2 separate regions of the Homo sapiens genome follow, and region 1 is linked to region 2. The links are chromatin contacts, found by Hi-C in ENCODE. All regions are on one chromosome and are shown on one strand. The core of a region is the stretch at or near the end of the contact, and the rest is flanking DNA. Distances in the headings are between cores, read along the strand shown.

What was found. Hi-C counts contacts between places; a loop is a spot of excess contacts on that map. Pooled maps may share reads with other maps.
Region 1: a loop to region 2 is called in a map with no recorded cell type, with 2.1 times the contacts of the local background. The contact joins the promoter of CASP1 here to the enhancer-like site in region 2. A Hi-C loop is called at or near these places in 5 of 37 single-sample maps with no recorded cell type and 6 of 50 pooled maps.

What each region holds. Positions count from the first base shown.
Region 1 is chr11:105,031,722-105,036,945 of GRCh38, forward strand. CASP1 (caspase 1) reads right to left here and starts at 3,423. Exons shown (of 9, transcript NM_001257118.3): 1 at 3,386-3,423; 2 at 2,487-2,753; 3 at 1,343-1,405. The coding sequence starts at 3,392. It overlaps LOC124902742 (a long non-coding RNA gene), which reads left to right. Exons shown (of 3, transcript XR_007062869.1): 3 at 3,920-3,960. RefSeq lists an enhancer at 3,502-3,551.
Region 2 is chr11:104,874,746-104,880,062 of GRCh38, forward strand. LOC107984380 (a long non-coding RNA gene) reads left to right here. Exons shown (of 3, transcript XR_007062985.1): 3 at 530-823. Among named protein-coding and RNA genes, the nearest start is that of CASP4, 91 kb to the right of the region's middle. RefSeq lists a silencer at 2,491-2,580. Within about 2 kb of position 1,731, at least 3 of the 41 ENCODE cell types and tissues checked have a DNase peak (open chromatin) inside an H3K27ac peak, as active enhancers do.

The DNA of each region.
Region 1 (5,224 bases), core at 2,173-4,672, 160 kb after region 2:
TTATTTATTTACTTAATATACATGGTAGTAAGCACTAGGAATATTTTTTAATGAATCTTTGTCCTGTCCTTCAGGATCTCTTCCTTCTATGTATACATATGAAAGGACATGAATATTGAATATATGAAGTAGAATGAAGATATAATGATAAATGCTAAAATCAAGGTACACACTAGATGGATTTATAGCACTAAACATTCATTGCACAGACACTTGAGGAAATGTTTTCACAGAGTTTATGTGAGAAAATCCTTGAGCCTTTTATTTCATCACAGGTTCAACACAATCCAACAATGTGATGTCCTTGTTAAAGAAATTAATGTAACCTTTGTTTTAAAATAGAAATAAGTTTTCTAGATGTGTGGAGGATCTTTTAGAAGCTATTAAGGCAAAAAATAATATTTAATTTTAAAAACAAATTTGAAAAATTGTTATACAATCAGTTAGATAAACAAAGGCAGCATGAAATGTGCTGATGTGGAGAAGAACGAATTAGAATAGATATATTGGAAAAAATTATAGAATAATCATTTGTTGGATAAAATGTTGGATTTCTTCATAAAGAAGTGTGAAAACAATAGAAAAAAACTAGAAGTAGTTAGGTTATTTTTGAGCTATTTTTTCATAGTAGAGAATACAGTATTTCTTTATATATTGAATATCCCATGCTGTGAAACATTTAAGAAAATATTCATGATACCCAACCTTAATAAATTCAGTAGAGTAATATCTGAACTTGATAAATAATTTGCATTCCTAGCCTCTACATTGCTTTCAGATATAAGTTTAAGAGTGCACTATGGGAATAGGGGTTCTTTAATAAAATAATAGAAGTAGAAATAGAGAGATGGTTCCAAATTTGAGAAAAGCCTGCATAAAACTTGGCCATGGGTTGAATGTTAGAGGTGCATGAGAAGGAAGGGTCCCATATGAGTTTCAAGTTCCTGGTTTGAACAACTGGTGACGGTGGCACCAATAACCAAGTTACACAAAACCGGAAGAGAAGCAGGGTGTGGAAGTATAGCATTTTCAGCTCTGGGAAAGTTTAGAATAAGGTGTCTCTGGGAGATGGGAGTGAATATTTCAGTAGGCTTAAATAATGAAGTTTGGTACTTATTTGGGTAATCAGGATTTGAGACACAGATTCAGAATTTTTAATATAAATGTGGATAATGAAGCTGTGGAAACAGTTTCTACAAAAGCAGAATAGATTACAAAAAGAAAATTATATGACCAATCTATGAGAATTCTCCATAGCCCATTTACCCACGTTTGATCCTACAAAATTAATGTCAAGGAAGATGTGGGTCAAAGAATGCTCTTCCTTTAAAAACAGCATTACCTGGAAAGGAAGAAAGTACTCCTTGAGAGTCTTGCATATTAAGGTAATTTCCAGATGTTTGATCTATGAAAAGATAAAGGGTATTGAAGTAGTCACTTATCATCTCTGGAAAACTTTACCCCAATCTGTAAAACACTCCCCACTAAAAATTTCTCCCATAACACTGACTGACTGACTGACATTAAATAATGTTAAAGATGTTCTTTAATTTAGAGAGTGGTGGGAGGTAGAAAATGAAAGAGGCATTGGTAGAAAAATACGTGTTTATTACACATAGATGAAAACAGAAACATCTGCAATGTCTGCTTAGACAGGCATAAGCTTTCCCTAACCCTTAGAACAGAAGGCTTTTGCTTTCAAAGAACATCTCCCTCTGAAGTGGCTTTAGGAAGTGCCACAGACATCAATGACTGGGAATCCACCAGAACTCTCATCCTCACCACGTGGTAGGTCCAAGTGGTCATGAGATTTGGCCAGCTCAGTTCCTGAGCCCTGTATTGGGCCTGAGGAGGGTTGCAAGTGGAGGATTTCCAGGCCTCACAGCATGACCCACAGCCTGGTAACAGGCAACCAGGTGATCTTACTCAAAGAAAATACAAGGAGGCAACTGGAGGAATGAGCCCATTAGAAATCTTCACTTTTCTATACGTTCAATGTGTTCTCTGAGTGTATCGCCATCATTGAAATATATTTTATTCTTTTGGGAGGGTAAAATTTTGGAGAAAAGTTATAAAAAGTATTTGATTATAAACCTTAAAGCTTCATGTGACTTTACAACTACATAAGTGCCTACAGACCCCTTGCACTCAGCAAAAATAAATCCACAGGTAAATATTTTGCCTTGCCAGGAACACTGGAAAACACAGCATGAAGCTTTTCAGATGGTTCTCAAGAGCTTCAGTAAAGGAGCTACCACATACTCAGAACAGGAAATGAGCTTTAATCAGAAGAGTGCCACTGAGGATTAAGGAAAAGAATCAAAGGAGAGTCAAGGGACATGCAATAGGGACCCTGCTACAGAAATATGGCCCTGAAGCCAGAAATAAGAAAGTTTTCTTCCAATTAACATGACTAGTAAAGAAATCAAATGTTAGGCACGAAGACAGGCCCTAGGTGAACTTGAGTGTAAGTCACTGACCCTTACCTGCTGAGAGTCCCAGCGTCCCTGCCAGGTAACTGTCTTCTTCACAAATGTATGTGATGCAAATTTGGCATGCCTGTGCCCCTTTCGGAATAACGGAGTCAATCAAAGCTCGGGTCTTATCCATAACTGTAGCATTTTCACGTTTTACTTTCTCCATCTCTTCCTTGTTCAGCACCCTTGTCTGTAATAATTCATCCAGTAAGCCATTTATTGTACCTTCACCCATGGAACGGATAAACAGCTTTCTCTTCTCCTTCAGGACCTTGTCTGTTTAGAGCACAAGGATTTCTCACATCATGAAAACAGCCTCATATTCCTCTCATGTAATCAACAGAAAGTGACCTCATTTAGATTTCATCAGTGAAATGTCCCCCTCCTCACAGTTGGGTAATCCCTCTTCTTACTGTATTGCTGTCCTACTTGTTTCCCTCAATAGTCTCCATACATGTGCATGGAGTGACCTGAAGACTGAGTTTACCATTTCCACATCAGTCCCTGGAAAGCAGAGATCATCCTCTTATGTCGCATGTTTATTTAACTCTGGTTAATAAAGTAATGAAGCAGAAATAGCCCATTTCATTTAGGAACCACTGCTGCTAGTACTCCTCCTGTGCCAATTCTGTACCCTCTGTCAGACTTTCAACATGTAAGTAAGAGTTTAATTAAGATTGCAAAATGACATCAGGCTTCCCCTAAAGCCTCAGTTCCTTTCTGGGCTTGCCTTTCCTTTCTAAAGTCTGCAAGAATCTTCTAGTTCCTTCTCTCCTCCCTCTCCCCCCTTTTCCTTGCTTCTACTCAAGTAAACTTCCACAGATGCTAATTATGGCTTCCAGAAGAGCCAGCCCCTTCCAAAACTCTTTCTTCCCAGGGACCTGTTCTTGGAACAGTAAAAGACTCACCGGCCATGGCTTTTCTCTCCTCCCTTCTTGTGTGACTGAAACTGAAAGTATGCTTCGCCTTCCTTTTTGGCAGGGCCTGTACATGTATTGGGAAATACTCACTGTGCATGCATATGCATGTCTTTATTTTTCTTCCCATTAAAGAATCAGAACTGTAGCCTGCATCAGGTAGTGTATCCATGGGAAATTTTCTTCACCAGCCCTTGGATAGATCAGGGTAGGAGGGGAATGGGGCTTGGAGAGTAAGACAGGATTGAAAAAGTATGTGTACAATTAAATTCACACAGTGAAGAGTTTCTCAATCATTAGAAAGCTTGACGGAGAAAAGTAACACAACCTTTGGAGTATGTGAACCACTGTTCCCCTGACCCCACCTCATAGCTCTTGGGAAAGTTGTGGGTAATGTATGTCCCTGTGAAACATTTTTGCTTTAAGAAATAGAAACATTTTTCACCAGAATTAAAGCTTTTCTTATTTAATGTCCTTCTTTTCACATTGCTTTTTTCTTTCTGTTTTTTTTTTTTTCTGATACAGGGTATCATTCTGTCGTGCAGGCCGGAATGCAGTTATTTGACCTTGGCTCACTGCAGCCTCCACTTCCCAGGCTCAGATGATTCTTCCAACTCAGCCTCCCGAGTAGCTGCAATTACTGGCACATGCCACCATGGCCAGCTAATATTTGTATCTCTTGTAAAGACAGGGTCTCCTTGTGTTTCCTAGGCTTGTCTTCAGCTCCCAGGCTCAAGCAATGTGCCCACCTTGGTCTCCCAAATTGCTAGGATTACAGGCATGAGCCACCCACCCATCCTGGAGGGTTTATTTTTGAGGGAAATTGCATTGTAGAGGCCCAGAGCATAGGCTCTGGAATGAGAATGTCGAACTTAGCATTTTAAACTTCCCTTCCTTGGCAAGATAATGAACTTCCCTATGCATTGGTTCCTCTGTATGTGAAATAATTTTATTAATAGTATGTACCTACACAGTTTTGAGCATTAAGTGAGAGAAAATGTGGAAAATGCATGGAACATAGCCTGGCAAATGGTAAGCAAATAATGAGTGATATTATTATAATTAATACAAATGTTTAAGGTTAGAAAAATAATCAAGGATGATTATTTGCAGATTATTTAGCTAAGTTTATCTTTTGTTAGAATCCTCAAGCAGTGCATCTAGTCATTCATTTAGCAAACATATACGGACGACATTGCTCTAGGTGCCAGAGGTTCAGTCAAAACATATCATGGTCCTTTCCCCTTTGGTCTCACATTCAAGAGGGAAAGACAAACATGAAGGCTGGTGATATGGTCTGTCTCTGTTTCCCTACTCAAATCTCACCTTGAATTGTAATAATCCTCATGTGTTATGGGAGGTATCTGGTGGGATGTAATTGAATCATGGGTGCTGTTTTTTTTCCATGCTGTTCTCTTGATAATGAATGTCTCATGAGATCCGATGGTTTTATAAAAGGGAATTCCTCTGCTCATACCCTCTTGCCTGCACCCATGTAAGACGTGTCCTTGCTCCTCTTTTGCCTTTTGCTATGATTCTGAGGCCTCCCCAGCCATGTGGAACTGTGAGTCTATTAAATATCTTTTTTGTTCTATATAATTACCCAGCCTTGAGTATGTCTTTATTAGCAGTGTGAGAAATGACTAATGCAGTAAATTTATACTGAGTAATGGAGTGCTGCTGTAAAGATCTCCAAAAATGTGGAAGCGATGTTGGAACTGGGTAAAATGCAGAGGTTGGAACAGTTCTTAGGGCTTAGAGAAAGATAGGAAAATAGAATCTGGAACTTTCTAGAGACTTGTTGAATGGCTTTGACTAAATGCTGCTCAT
Region 2 (5,317 bases), core at 481-2,980:
TGCTTATTTCTAACTATCTGAATAGGGTGTGGACTTCTTAGTTTGTTCACAATTAAATAGAAGGGAGAGAAACATGATTATTTGGAAGTTCTGATTAATGTTTAACACTCTTGAAAATATAATGGAGTAAATGCATCTAATCATGGTCATTTACTCTTTTGCCATGACAATAAAACACTTTGAACTTGAATCCTAAAAGATATTTAAATTCTTATCTATAAATGATGTGATTTCTTTCCCATCTAGCCTAATCTCTGGTATATTTAACATGATGAATCCATATACATTTTGGGAACATATGCTTTATTTGAGAATTTATTCCATTCCCTAAGTATTTCTGAGCACAAATTCTATTTTATATAATTTGGTAGGTTCTGTGCAGATGAGAATAAAAGGGGGATCGTTTACCCTAATAAATGCTTATAGTTTTAGGAAAGGATAGACATTAAACAAAAAAATTGGTAAATATATAATTACAATTTGTGACAAGTACATTGAAGGATTTTTTAAAATCTCATTTTTATGCCAGTAAATAACAGGATATCCAGTTTAGACTGAGGATCAGAGAAGTCCTCTCTGAGGAAGTGCCTCTTAAGATGATGGCTGAAGAAGGCATATGAGTTAGCCCAATGGACAATGAAAGGAAAATTACTGTATTACAAGCAGAAAAAAACAACATGTGAATGCCTGGAGGCCCTGAGGCCCTTAGGTGAGAAACTGCTTGTCTGCATGTGGTTCAGAGAAAACAAATTATATAAAACGAAGTTAGCAGCGTCGGAAAGGTTTGTTAAGGATTTTTTGTTTTAAGATTTTGTAAGACCACTCAGGCTATTGTTTCGAGAATGAATCAGAGGCAGGAGTAGGGTTGGCGAGGATGCAAAAGAGATGGGGATATCTAATATTACTTTAGCAGACTCTCTCCTTTCTGTCACTTGTTATCCTGTGAAGATATCACTTGCTGCCCAATGAATAAAAATTAGGAAAATTGGTCTCCTGTTTTCTCATGCTCAGGGAACATCTTCTTTTCTGTACTTTTCTTCAGACAGGGAAGATCAGTGAAGTAATAAGAAATACACATATTGGTCTCTAACCCCAGTCCCTAGCACAGAACTCCTAAAACTATTGCAATTTTCTGAGCAATAGAGGTGCTAAAAGAATCTTTTGTTCTAATGTTTAGTCTCTGCCCTGATTCCTGAGACAAAGCTCCTAGTAACATTGTAGATAAAGGTGGTAGGTTAATTGTTTGTTCTAATATTTGGTCTTTGATGTAGGGTCTTGGCACAGAGGTCCTAAATCCTTTTGAATTTCCTGGGTAATAGAAGTATCTTTGGTTGTAATGAGGTGACTTGGTGGGTTTTAGGATGGGGCTGGTCACCAGAAAGACTAAACCGTGGTTATATGCTTGGAGCTCTCATCCCCACCCCCCATTCCTCAAAGAGAAGAGAAGGGCTGCAAATGGAGTTTATAATCAGTCATGGCTACATGATGAAGCCTCCCTAAAAATCTTTGAACTATGGGGTTCAGGAGCTTCTGAGTTGGTGAACACATCTGAGTGCTGGGAGGATGGTGCACCTCAACTCCATAGGGACAGAAGCTATCCTTCCAGACCTCACCCTATGTACCTCTTCCTCTGGCTGTTCATCTGTATCCTTGGTTATATCCATGATTAATAAGCCAGTAATTCTAAGTAAACTGTTTCTCTGACTTCTGTGAGCCACTAATGCAAAACATGATTTATAGCTGGTTAAGAGGAAGTATTGTTGATAACCTACTACTTGCAATTGGCCTTTGAAGTGGGGGAAATTTTTATGGTAATAAGCCTTTAACTTGTGGGATCTGACACCATATTAGTCCATTCTCATGTTGCTAATAAAGACATACCCAAGACTGGGTAATTTATAAAGGAAAGAGGTTTAATTGACTCACAGTTTAGCATCTCTGGGGAGACCTCAGACAACTTACAATCCTGGCAGACAGGGAAGCAAACATGTGTTTTTTCACATGGCAGCAGGAGAGAGAATGAGAACCAAGTGAAGGGAGAAGCCCCTTATAAACCATCAGATCTCATGAGAACTTACTATCACAAGAATAGCATGGGTAAAATAGCCCCCATGATTCAATTACCTCCCATCAGGTTTCTCGCAGGACATATGGAAATTATGGGAACTACAATTCAAGATGAGATTTGCATGGGAACACAGCCAAACCATATCAGACACTATCCAGATCCCATTATCTATCTAGATAGTGTCAGAATTAAATTGAATTATAGGAAACCCAGCTAGTGTCTGCCGGAGAATTATTTGGTGTGTGGGGCAAGACTCCCATACATCTAGTGTCAGAAATGTGGAGGTGAGTGATTGGTTGAGTGCATGAGACTAGAAATAAACAATATGATTTTTTCTTAAATCTCAGAAGGCCAACACTTTGCTTTTCTAGTTCTGAAATAATCAGAAAATAGGAGTGTCATTTTGCTGAGAATTGCCGTTTCAGACCAAAAATACACTGAACTTCAGAAAAAGATTAAGCAGTTCTGAGAATCAAGGGCTATGAAAGTAAAACGAAAATAAGACAGAGAGGAAGGAAAAAAGTGTGACTTCCTATTCTCATGCCTCAGTGTGTGTGTGTGGGGGGGGTGGGGTGGGAGTGTATGTGCGTGCTCATATATGCACTAGTTTAAGAATCTAGTATGTTTCAATTAATTTTAATTTTCAGTTTGTCTTCAAAATCCATGTCTTCTTCCAGAGGTCCACTTTCAATAACAAAAACACTTCTACTTGCCTTTCTTTAGAAACTTAAACTATCATAAAAGTCATTTCTCTTTTCCTTCTTGAATTATTCAAAGTCTGGTGCCTTAGACTTTCTTCTTCTGCCCAGACTATGCTCACACTGATGAAACCTGGGGAATCTATTCCTTTGGGTTGGGGAATATTCCCTATTCTCTCCAACAGTAAACATAAAAGATGAATTTCTTCCTAAATTACTTAAGGGCAGACACACCAGTTCTAAGTATATTACATTTTCTCTAAAGCACACATAGTTTAGTCTCATTAAGGAATATAAATTTATCCCATCAATTAGACTTTGACCTGACTTGAAAAATGATAGCCTTAGTATTATGATGCTGAGAAGCATTTGCCTCCTTCCCAAGTCTTCTTTCAATACAGAAAGACACTACATTAGCTGAGAATGCAATATGTGGGAAATTGCCTTGATGCAGTGGAAGCACTAACTGGTGAGCTATCCCAGAGGTCGAGGAACAGAAAGGCTTTCAGACCAAATTAAAATGACCAAACCACATGGCTTATTAAATTGATTAAAATACTGAGCAAAAAACAAGGAGAATGAATTGGGGTAAGGTAATTCACTTAGAGAGGTGCAAACAGGGTGAAAGGACTACACTCCCTGAGTCCTAGGGTTCACAATGTGCATAAATCTTGCTTCTCTTTTGAAACATCAGCCTTCATGGGTGCTGGTTCAATGATGAGGGCCAGAGTTAATGTCTGAACAGAGAAGGGCCCCAAGGGAAGATATCCTGAACCAAGGACACAAACCTCCTCTTTCAGAGAGATGCAGGAGAAGTGTGCTTGATGCAAGAGTAGCATCAATTCATTTGTTGAACAGCCTTTGGTTTTATTTGCACTTTTGGGCAGGATCAGAATAGAACCATACTTGGTATCTTATTGAACTTCTTGGGTAGGACTAGAATAGAACCATGCTGTGTGTCAACAAGTGGTGGCTAATTGAGGTTTAATAAAGTTCTTGATCAAGAAGAAGTGGCATCCTCAAGATGTGGGTCTTTTCATCCTTTGCATCTAAGCAGCATATTTTTGTTCCATCACATTTTCTATTTATTCTATCTCTGGTTGTCATACAGGTTACTAACTTACTATCTGTTTTACCAGATCATCTGAATTCTACCTATGTCTCACAAATTACTTCTTTTTCATTATATATAATAAACCTATCCTGTGGGTTTTGCCTATATCTCACATGCTTATTTTCCAGCATATTGTTGTCCATGTTTAGCACTTCTTATGAATTCCATCCATCCTATTTGTTTTTTAATCTTCTATAGCAGAACTGAATATTCTCAACAGTACAGCAAAATCCCATTACATAATGCCATTAGCCAATCCCTCTAATTTGATTACTGTTATAATCACAAAATTTGTTCATTGTATTCCCCAATATTTTTCCAGACCAAAAAAAGAGAGCTTGCATTTTTTAAAGGAATTAAGAGACATTTGTCATACTTCAATTGAGAGATGATTTTTGCCTTAGCCTGGGCCTACCACACCAGATGTGGAAAAATGGATGAAACTGAGAGAAAATTAGCAGAACTAGGTGACTGATTTTATGTGGGATTTGCAGGAGAAAAAGATATCAAGGATAACTCCAAGTTTTTTGGTTCTGTATAAGTATCACTCACTAAGAAGTGTGGGAAGAATGAAGGAAGAGTTAATTGAGGAGTAGAAAGACGTGATAAATATAAATCCAGTTTTGGAATTATGTCCCAAAAATATACCAGTTGTCAATTTGTTAAATATTGATGTGAAACTTAGAAGACAAATCTATTGAGTATATACAAAGTTGGGAATATAGCAACATATAGATGACATTGAATACAATGAAATTACATGATTTCATCTAAGGAGAAAATGTAGAAGTGATAAGAGAAGTCAGTGGATCAATATATATGACTATTTATACATACATATTTATAGTGTACTACATGCAGGCCAATGTTTTAGTTTTTTATTGTGTCAACTTAACTAAGCTGAAACTAAGTTTCTCAGAATTCCTCTCCATATGTAGTTCCAGGTTAGCTTAGGCCACAGGAGCTGTTTTTTCCTGAGATTTGGAAGATGAGAGTAAAGCAGCAACCATAATTTATTAGACATGGAAGCCTGGTGAAAAACACGAGCCACGTTGCAACTTAGGTCTGTCGCCACTCTTGTGGTTGGTTGGAGAAACAGCCAGGCCCACCGTTCCTGCGGGTCCAGTCAGTTTTCTCCTTCAGCTTCCTCAATTCTTCAATCAGATGATTACTTAGATCCAGGTATGAGTTTAACATTAGCTCCTTCTGCAGAACACACCCATCTCCAAAGTTGGAAGCATAGCAACAGTGAGAGACTGGAATGAGTTTAGTCCAGTCTTTCAGTTTTTAGCTGATTCATACAGGTTTTAGGTTGTCTTGCTTCTTTACCATCAAGTCTATTTTCACTCACCTCTTGCTTACCCTGCCAGGTACCCTACAGGTTCCAGTCATAGACAAAGAAGCATCAGCTTCACATAGACCATTGAAACAGCTTTC